2 separate regions of the Homo sapiens genome follow, and region 1 is linked to region 2. The links are chromatin contacts, found by Hi-C or POLR2A ChIA-PET in ENCODE. All regions are on one chromosome and are shown on one strand. The core of a region is the stretch at or near the end of the contact, and the rest is flanking DNA. Distances in the headings are between cores, read along the strand shown.

Evidence for each region. A loop is a pair of places that touch in the nucleus more often than their neighbours do. ChIA-PET counts read pairs that join two places held with the same protein, here RNA polymerase II (POLR2A). Pooled maps may share reads with other maps.
Region 1: a loop to region 2 is called in a map of Caco-2, with 3 times the contacts of the local background. The contact joins the enhancer-like site here to the promoter of KIAA1217 in region 2. A Hi-C loop is called at or near these places in 4 of 168 maps with a recorded cell type or tissue (Caco-2, Calu3, HepG2 and 1 more), 1 of 37 single-sample maps with no recorded cell type and 11 of 50 pooled maps. POLR2A ChIA-PET finds 5 or more read pairs at or near these places in 1 of 52 experiments (Caco-2).

The regions. Positions count from the first base shown.
Region 1 is chr10:24,549,519-24,554,026 of GRCh38, reverse strand. No RefSeq gene overlaps it. Among named protein-coding and RNA genes, the nearest start is that of ARHGAP21, 170 kb to the left of the region's middle. Within about 2 kb of position 1,991, at least 2 of the 41 ENCODE cell types and tissues checked have a DNase peak (open chromatin) inside an H3K27ac peak, as active enhancers do.
Region 2 is chr10:24,206,519-24,211,215 of GRCh38, reverse strand. It overlaps KIAA1217, which reads right to left and starts at 2,078. Exons shown (of 21, transcript NM_019590.5): 1 at 1,953-2,078. The coding sequence starts at 2,022. RefSeq lists enhancers at 1,260-1,319, 693-1,892 and a silencer at 1,610-1,659.

The sequences.
Region 1 (4,508 bases), core at 742-3,241, 340 kb before region 2:
CTCTACCCTAAGACATCCATTCCCACTCATCGTTCCAAGATGTTCTCTTCTTTCCCTCCTGCCAATTGCTTAGAGATTGGATTCCTTTCATGTTGTTTTTTGTTTGTTTTTAATTGAGACAGAGTCTTACTCTATCACCCAGGCTGTAATGCAGTGGCATGATCTTGGCTCACTGCAACCCCCACCTCCCTGGTTCAAGTGAGTCTCCTACCTCAGCCTCCCAAGTAGTTGGGACTACAGGAATGCAGCACCGCACCCAGATAATTTTTGTATTTTCAGTAGAGATGGGGCTTTGCCATGTTGGGCAGCCTGGTCTCGAACTCCTGACCTCAGGCGATCCACCTGCCTCAGCCGCCCAAAGTGCTGGGATTACAAGCGTGAGCCACCTCGCCTGGCCCTTTCCTGGTTAACCATTTGGTCTTCCAGGCATGAAGGAAAAGAACAGAAATGCTAATACCAGTATGGGCTTCCTGAAAATCCCCCGGGAGTGGCAGGTCACTGAGGCACCCCCGGCTCTCCATGTGTACCTAAGGGCTGTTCTTACACAGGGAGGGGTCACTGGGCTGGGTACTTTGAAGATTCCCTGTTGGGTCCTTATGCCCTCAGGGTTTGTCCCGACTCAACAATGAGGCCCCTGTTCATTACTCTGTGCCAGTGGTTCTGAGTCACAGCAATGCCGCCCTTGAAAGGCAGTTTTGGGTATTTGTGGAGAGTTTTCTGGTTGTCCCAATGTTAGAGGCAAAACTGGCATTTAGTGTGTAGGGGTCAGGGATGCTGAATCGGGATGTCCTACAGTCAGCTGCCCAGGAAAAACTGTCCCCCACCCCCAGCACGACCTGGTCACGTCCCACTGGACATATGCGTAAGGAAAAACCCTGCTTATAATGATCCGAGTGTAGAGGCCAATTTTATTTTATATTTAAACACTTTTGCAGCCTCAAAATGTGCAATAAAATTTTTCAGGAACGTGTAAAGTGAGGGAGAGTCGTATTCTGCTTTGTTCAAAGCTTTCAACCAAGTCATTCGCTATTTGGGAAAAGTCACATTACCAGCCATTCACAGCGTTCGAGTCCCCGGTACGACTCGTCTCTGAATGTGAATTCTGCTGATGGGTGCGTGCATGGCACGGTAATAATTATACCTTTGTTATAGTGCCACTAGGACATTGTATTTTATTTTTGAAACAAGGCGAGTAGGTAGGAGATGTCATAAGGAATTTCATCTCGTACAAAACATTTGTAACTAAAAGGGGGCTTGGATCCATTGGAATTGAGACTTATCCTTGAATTTCAAAGGATCACTCTGAGAGGCTGAGGTGCCTACTCACAAGTCCCTGCCGAGAAGCCGAACTTCGAGAAAACCCTTTTAGGAGGCACTTGGGGGCCGCTTACCCTGGTCTCCAGCAGCTGAAGTTCCCGAAGGCACCAGCAGGAGGGGCGCGGTGAGGCCTCGAGGGGTGTGGTGAGGCCTCGAGGGGTGTGACCAGAAAGGTGGGGCGTGGCTTAGCTGAGGCAGGTTGAGGCAGTACCTGGAGGGGCGTGGCAAGGCCAGGAGGAGGTGGGGCCTGGTACGGGTAGGACCTAGGCTGGGCTTGGCTTGGCTTGTCTGGGGTGTGGTCTTTCTGGCAGGTGAAGCCTTCCCTGCAGTCCCAGCTCAGGGCCCTAGAGTTGTAGTTGACCACTTGGGGCTTAGGGGAAGAGGAGTACCTATCCCAGGTTCCAATCCAGATTCACCGCCTTTCCAACAATAATACTAGATGAGAACATTAGCCTTTTAAGTGGAAGGGGTCTCTACCTACGCATCTTTTGAAGGTGAGGCAACCAAAATTTGCAATCTAATAATCCCACAAATGGATAATTTTCTGCATTGTGCTCATTCGTCTGATCCAGGAATGAAAAACCTCCCCTTAAAGCCACCTTCTTTCAAAGGGGCAACCTGAGCAGCCCCCACCGCAAGCAGGATGGCGAGTGCCCAGAGGTGCATACTGCACTTGTCACCTCTTGCCTGTTCTCAGTGTCCTGCAGTGAAGTGGGGGAGGGATAAATTACAGGAACTTTTTCAGTGTTTGTGAGGATTAAAAGACAATAGATGCAAAACACCTTAGCATTCTACGTGGCCCATAATAGGCAACAGATGGCAGTTATTGCTGATGTGTTCACAGACACAAGGATTAAGGACCACCCAATACGTTGGGCAATTAAAATATTAAGCATTTTGTGCAAATCGAAGGCATGCACTGTAAGCTCTCCTGCCTTCTTGGCAGAGAGTGGTGAGCATAACTTAACCTTCCTCGTTCCATCAGGGCGAACATTTGCTTCTAAGGTGGGCACCTGACTTGGAGCTAGATGGACATGCACCTTGGGAGGGCCTGGGACTCTCTTCTCAGAGGTGCTTTTCGGGTTATTCTTTCGGACATTACCTTCTTAGGAGCATAGATCAAAGAATGAGTGGTTGCCCGATGCCAGGGCTATGTTTTCCTGGACAACGTCAGCTGGCCTCTTTTGCAAAATTACCTTTTGAATTTTCAGTTGAAGCAGCTGTCATTCCTCTACTTCCTCCAAAAAATTTCCTGCTTGCTCTGAAATGCCTTTGCATTTACTGAGCCTTGGAGGTGGGGAGGACCTTAGCTAGAATTACAAGGTGGGGCATTCAGGAAGAGGCCCAGGTTTATGTTTTAAATGTGGCCTGCGGGGAGGGGAGTGGCCAGACCTGCTCTCAGCACCCAGTGGATGTGTCCCTCTTACCCCATGGGTCTGGCCCCTTGCACTCAAGCCCAGGAATGAGCATCATCTGAGGAATATGGGTTGGGGTGACCTGGGAGCACCTTCTCCCAAGCCTGCACATGTGACTTCACAAAAGAACCATAATTCTGAGCCATGATTCCCAGGGCCTTGGCTTTTCTCCATCTGTGTAAATGTCTATTTTACTTTGGAAAAAAATCCAGTCACAAGTAGCATTAAAAGAAAACCAGCTTCTTTAAAAATGCTGTAACGCTATTATAAGTTCTGTATTATACCTGTCAGTGCCAGGTGCCACCACTTCTGTGAAGCACCAGACAAGCCCGTTGCTCTGCACTCCTGTAGCCAACTGCCAGGACTGCTCGCACTCCCCCACCTGCATCAACTGTGACTTGATCTCCCCGGTATGTGTGCCACGCTTTCCCCAACTAGACTGATGCCTCTCAAGGGCAGAACTGGTTCCAGCTGTCACCGCAGCAGTAATAATCATCATCATTAACTTTTTTTGTTTTTTAGACAAAGTCTTACTTCTTGCCGAGGCTGGAGTGCAGTGGCACAACCTCGGCTCACTGTAACCTCAGCCTCCCGGGTTCAAGCGATTCTCCTGCCTCAGCCTCCTGAATAGCTGGGAATACAGATGTGTGCCACCAAGCTCAGTTAATTTTTTTGTATTTTAATAGAGAAGGGGTTTCACCATGTTGGCCAGGCTAGTCTTGAACTCCTGACCTCAGGTGATCCACCCGCCTTGGCCTCCCAAAGTGCTGGGATTATAGGCGTGAGCCACTGCGCCCGGCCCTCATTAACTTTTGAGTGCTCCGTATGTTTGACTCTGTCTTCAGAATTTTGTATACATCGTATTTAATCCTCCCAATGATCCTTTTTAGTAGGTGCTATTATTCTCCATGAACAGGTGAAGAAGCCAAAACACACCCAAGGTGGCACAACCAGAAAGCAGCACTGATGCCGTGGGCCAGATGCCTTCCTCATCCCATGCTACGTGCAGAAGATGCTCAGTGAGGGCTGGATGGACTGATCGTTGAATAAACCTGAGAAGCCACATGGTTTATTTCTAAGAATCTTTTTAGATACAGTGAATAACTGAATGGTGAACTTAAAAGACAGGCAGGTGTGGTGGTGCATGCTTATAATCCCAGCTACTCCAGAGGCCGAGGCAAGGGAATCACTTGAGCCCCGAAGTTTGAGGCTGCAGCGAGGTATGACTGTACCACTGCACTCCAGCTTGCGGGGACAGAGCAAGACCTTGTCTCTTCAAAGAAAAAAAAAGAGAGAGAGACTGTCTTAACTGAGTGTCTGTTAAGTGTAGTTTAGCAAAATCTGAAAACCCAAGAGCTGAGCTCATCCTGCCCAACATCATTCACTGTAGATATTCAAAGAACCGAGGTGCTATCGTGAGTTTTTATTGTTACAGTTTCTAACTTGGTCTTGAGGTTTCCCTGTCGAGAGTGGCCATAAGCCGAGATAGCCCCTCTTTAGGGAAGCCCTGATGGGGTGGGGTGCAGTTAGGTTTGGGTGTGTTGGTCAGCTAAGGCACAAGTGAGGAGGCGAAACCAAAAATGCACCAAACAGAGGAAATATCTTACTTACAGATTCCAGGGAGGGTGGTGGCGGGGCCTTCATGAGAGGTCTGGAGGCAGTGACAGCAGAGCTCAACCAAGAGGTGGGGAGAGAGTGAGAGTGAGCAAGCCTGAGGGGCTGTGCTTCTATCAGGGTCCAGGGGCGTTACCCCTTAGGCTTTCCCATGGGGGTCGT
Region 2 (4,697 bases), core at 829-3,328:
TTGAAAACATTACATCCCTGCTGTTACCTCTCCTGTCTTTGTTCAAATATCACTTCAGCGAAGCTCTTTCTAATAATCCTATTTACAGTTTCACTCCTTATTCCTTTTCCTGCTTTATTTTTCTCTGTAACCTTATTTCCATCAAATAGGGTTGCCAGATAAGATACAGGACTGCTCAGTTAAATGTGCACTTTACATAAATAATGGAGAAGTATTTTTAACATAAGTATATCCCAAATATGGCATGGGATATACTTATACTAAAAAAAAAAAAATTCACCGTTTACCTGAAATTCAAATTTAGCTGGGCCTCCTGTATTTTTATTTGCTAAATCCAGCAGCCGTGCCATCTAACATGCTATATATTTTATTTATTTGTTCATTGTCTGTCTCTACCAGCTCCCCACCCCCTGAAACTTGGTCCTTACACTGGAAGTTAAATGAAGGCAAGTATTTTTAGTCTGCTTTGTTCACCACTGGATGTCTGGCAGCTAAAACAGTGACGTCTACATAACAGATGCTCAATATTCACTGAATGAATGAATTAGTGAGCAAAGGAGCACACTGTCTCAGGCTGACCATCCTAGCCTCTGAAGCCTCTGAATTGCCCTGATTGTTGGAAAGTCATTTCTTAAATGGATCCCTTTCTAATGGCCCCTCTAGAATCTGAGTCATCTCTTTCAGGACAGGCCCAGAGGTTGAATTCCTGAAGTAGGATCCTGTCCTAGAAAATGGGGGTGGGGGGTTGCGGGGGTCAGGGGGACGAGGTAGCCTTATCTTCCACTGGATGCCACTGACCCCGGTAGCCTGAAGGAGAGTGCTGTGCTTTGGCAGCACGAAGGCAGACACTTCGACAGATGACTGTTCAGACTCAGGGATTCTCCAGCCATTACAAAACTTCAAGTTTTCTGCATTTCACTGGGGGATTTCTATCTCTTGTCATTGTAAGTTCTCCTGACTGGCTTAGCTTTGCATTTTCAGCGTGGATGAGTCATGTGTTACTTCCCTTTCACATTTTCATAAAACACACACCTTTTCCCCTGTGCATAATCCCTACTCCCACGCACAGCACTGCACTCCCGCACGTCTTTTTGTTGTGTACTGGCCCCTGCATGAACCTGAGGGAGGGTGGGGCGGGTGGTCCAGGGCTGTGTGGTTTATGAACATGCTGCCTATAGGATCCCACAGAATCAGCTCTTGGCATCACAGGCATCAGATGCCAGAGAGCAGGGACCTCCTCTGGCCACCCAACCCGGTGCGAAATTTCTTTGGAACAACATAAGCTTCTGGAAATTCCCTACGGAAAAGACAAGTCTATTATAAACACAATTAAAGGGAAACTGCCTGGAGAAAATTTACCAAAATTGTCCAACAACTCCCAAGTTTTGAATTAAAACATAAAAGAAGATCCAGAGTTCTATCTATCACCCAGATGCTCAAGCCCTCCCCTGCTGCTCGGATCTGTAAAATAAAACATGCCTGGTTTCTGTGATTTAACTCTAAAATTCTGCACAAACTTTGCAGCCAGCATGCATCTGCCACATGGAATCCCCCAACCAATGAATGGAAGCTGCGGTCCTAGAGACAGTTTCACAAAAACAGCTCCTTTCTCCCGTGGCTGGAGCCCCGGGGGGAAATGATTAAAAGCTGCTTAGTGATTTATTTGTCATTGCTTAGAGATACAGCTCATGCTGATGGCTCACTGCACTACAAATGTGACATCACCCCACCACCTCTTTTGCTGCTTAAGAAAATCGTGCCAGAGATAAAGTCAAGCCTAAGAAATCACAGTTCTCTATGCTCTACTCAGTTTGGAAAATGTACCATCCCAAGAAATTGCCTTTTTTTTTTTTTTCCTTTGCCGGGTCCCAGAGCTGCAGTTTATAAAAAGCAGCAAGCGGCAAGGGGCACGCGTCCCTGTAACTCCATCTTTGAATGGGTCTGTTACTTACCCTGCATCTGTCTTCTGTCTGCTGAGTAAGGAAGGCACGGCTCACATTTCTGGCTTTCATTTTCTTCCATTGTCTCTGCCTGCCGCAAAAGCTCCTCGCTCTCTGGAAACTTCAGAGCGCAGTTCTAAAAGCTCCCAGAAAGCGCCTGGGAGGGGGCCCGGGGCTGGGGAGGAGGGGACGGTGCGAAACCCCACCCCAAACTATTTTCCACTCCGGTGCAAAGTCTCCCTCGCCCGAGAAAACTGCATTCCAGCGCGGGGCCTCTTGGATCTCCCCTGCCCCTGGCCCTCCGTCCCTAGGTCTGTCCGTCCGTCCGTCCGTCCGTCCTCAGGCGCGCTCTCCGGGGACTGGGGGCTGGGCTCTGCCAGGGCAGGGCGATGCGGGGGTGTGGGGGGGAGGCCTCAACAGGTGACGGCCTCTCCTACCCACAACTGGGCCTGCCTGGTTCCACTGCTGCAAACCACCGAGGCTCTGCAGCCGAGGAAGGAAAACATTTCACACATGATTAAGGCCGAGAGCCTTCGCTGGGAGCCAGTGCCCTCATCTCTTTAATCTCAGAGGCAGAGTGAGCCTCCCAAATCGGGTGATCCACATATTAAAAAACAGCAACCTGTTGAACCTCCCAAATTTCAGTGAACTCCCTTAAAAAAAAATCCCAAACAATTTGAAAGAAAGAGTATATGCTGAGTGTTGTAAGTAAGCACTTTCCGGCACTAACTTTTTAGGGCCCGATTAACATCTATGAAGAGGTATAGCGTCATTTGCACACAGTCGATTTCAATCACTTAATCTGGACTTTTTAAAAAAAAGTTTCTACGTACTTGCTCACTTTCTCAGACTCCTCCCTCCCCCAACACACTTACACACACACACACACACACACACACACCCAGCCCTTAATCACAAATCTGAAAGGTAAACTAGTAAAGTCAATCTTCTGAAGCTCTCCCAGTTAACGACTCCAAAAATCTGAAAGACAGTGAAAATGCATTTCTTTGGACAGGCAGAGTTACAACCAACATACTTCTCCTTTTAAACCACCTACAAATATTTATTTTGTTCTTTACCCAGTCCTTGAAAAACTGGCAGAGTTCCCAGAGAGTGAAAATAGGAGGCATGATGTCCGAAAAAAAAAAAAAAAAGAGGATGGGAAAATAATTTAGGCAACATTAGCTCTGCGATGTCAGATATCTCAGAGTAACACAGTAGCTAGGAGGAAGAGCGCGATTTTGTAACCTGTAGTAGCCCCGTCACAGGAGGGGTAAAAAAGGACAATGGTTAGTCTGGTGACCATACTTTGCCCCAGTTTACAGGGCATTCCAGCAAGGTTTGAGATTGATTTAGATCAAGAATGTGTGCTGAACAATGGCCAGCCTATGTTCCAGATTGTGACCTCGAGTGACCTGTGTGTTTTGGCAGTGGGGGTGACGTATTTTGGCCATTTAAGACATAAGGATGTGGAAGCACCTAACAGACAAAGGATGTAGGCCAAAAGGAAAGGAGACATACCAGGAAGTGAGTTACACTCACGTCAGGAGGGGAAGAAGAGAGCCCCTCAATTCTTAACGGGATTTTTCTTGAAATCCAAGAAGACGCGGTGAATCTTTCAAAAAATTAAAGCAGTGCCTCGGCAGCCTGAATAGAGGCAGTGGGATTTGCAGGGCAGATAACTTAAGGTCTCTATGACTTTGCAACAGAATTACCTGGCAATCTTGCTTTAAGGAGGAACTAATCTTACACAGTTTCTGTCCTGGTGGCCCCTGGGCAAAGGCCAGATGAATCTAGTTTTAACCTTATTATTTCCTTAGGTGCAAAATGTTCATGAAGGAGGGCCCTGCTGTGTTCAGCCTTTCAGGTCCAGATCATCCTGATTCTTGTATACTGTTGTGTATTTGTCTTTAAAGTATTAATGCTAGGAAGAGTGGGGAGGAGGGTGGGAGAAAAGTATGTGTGTGTGTGTGTGTGTGTGTGTGTGTGTGTGAGAGAGAGAGAGAGAAACACTGTAGCAGGAGATGCAGCAGCCCAAATCAGATGTCCCGCAGCCTTTGGTTGTGACCCCAATCCCCTTGCTCTGGTGTCCAGAGAGCCCGTGCTTAACAGCTCCTACCTGTCATTTGGTGTAGCACAAAGGCAAAAACCCCAGGATGAAGGAGGCAGCAGAGGGCTGCCACAGCCGTTGGCAGCCACAAACAGCACCCTGCCCCAGGGCCCTCCTGGCTAGCTCAACCCAGGCAGAAAAGATCCATTGGCAGATGCTGATTAAGATTTCCTGGGGGCTGTTTGGAAGGTGTCAGAGCAGTCTTTCAGGCCTCTGTTGACCCCTAGATGGACAAAAATAGGGAAATGTCTCCCACCAGGTCTGAACTACCATTTTCCAGGCAGCCCAAGGAACCCCCTTGGTCAGCCGACCTTGCTTTCCAGCTGCTAGGACCCTCCCCTCCCCCATACGGGCCAAGCCCACTGCCCTCTCTGCTGATATTCCAGGAAACAAAACTCTGTGATATGCACAACAGAAAAAGGCATTGGGGGAAGAGAATTAACATGAATCATTAAGGATCATGAAACCTAGACATGTATTTATGGTAAAATAATGTTCTTTTGAATGATCAAACTTTCTGACCATTCTATAGGGAAAAGCTTCTATTGGATTACTTACTGGCCTTTTGTTCCTCCTTAAGAAGAGGAACTGAAAACAATTTGAGAAGGCACTCTATTTGCCCTTGCACCGACTATTCCATATCTTTC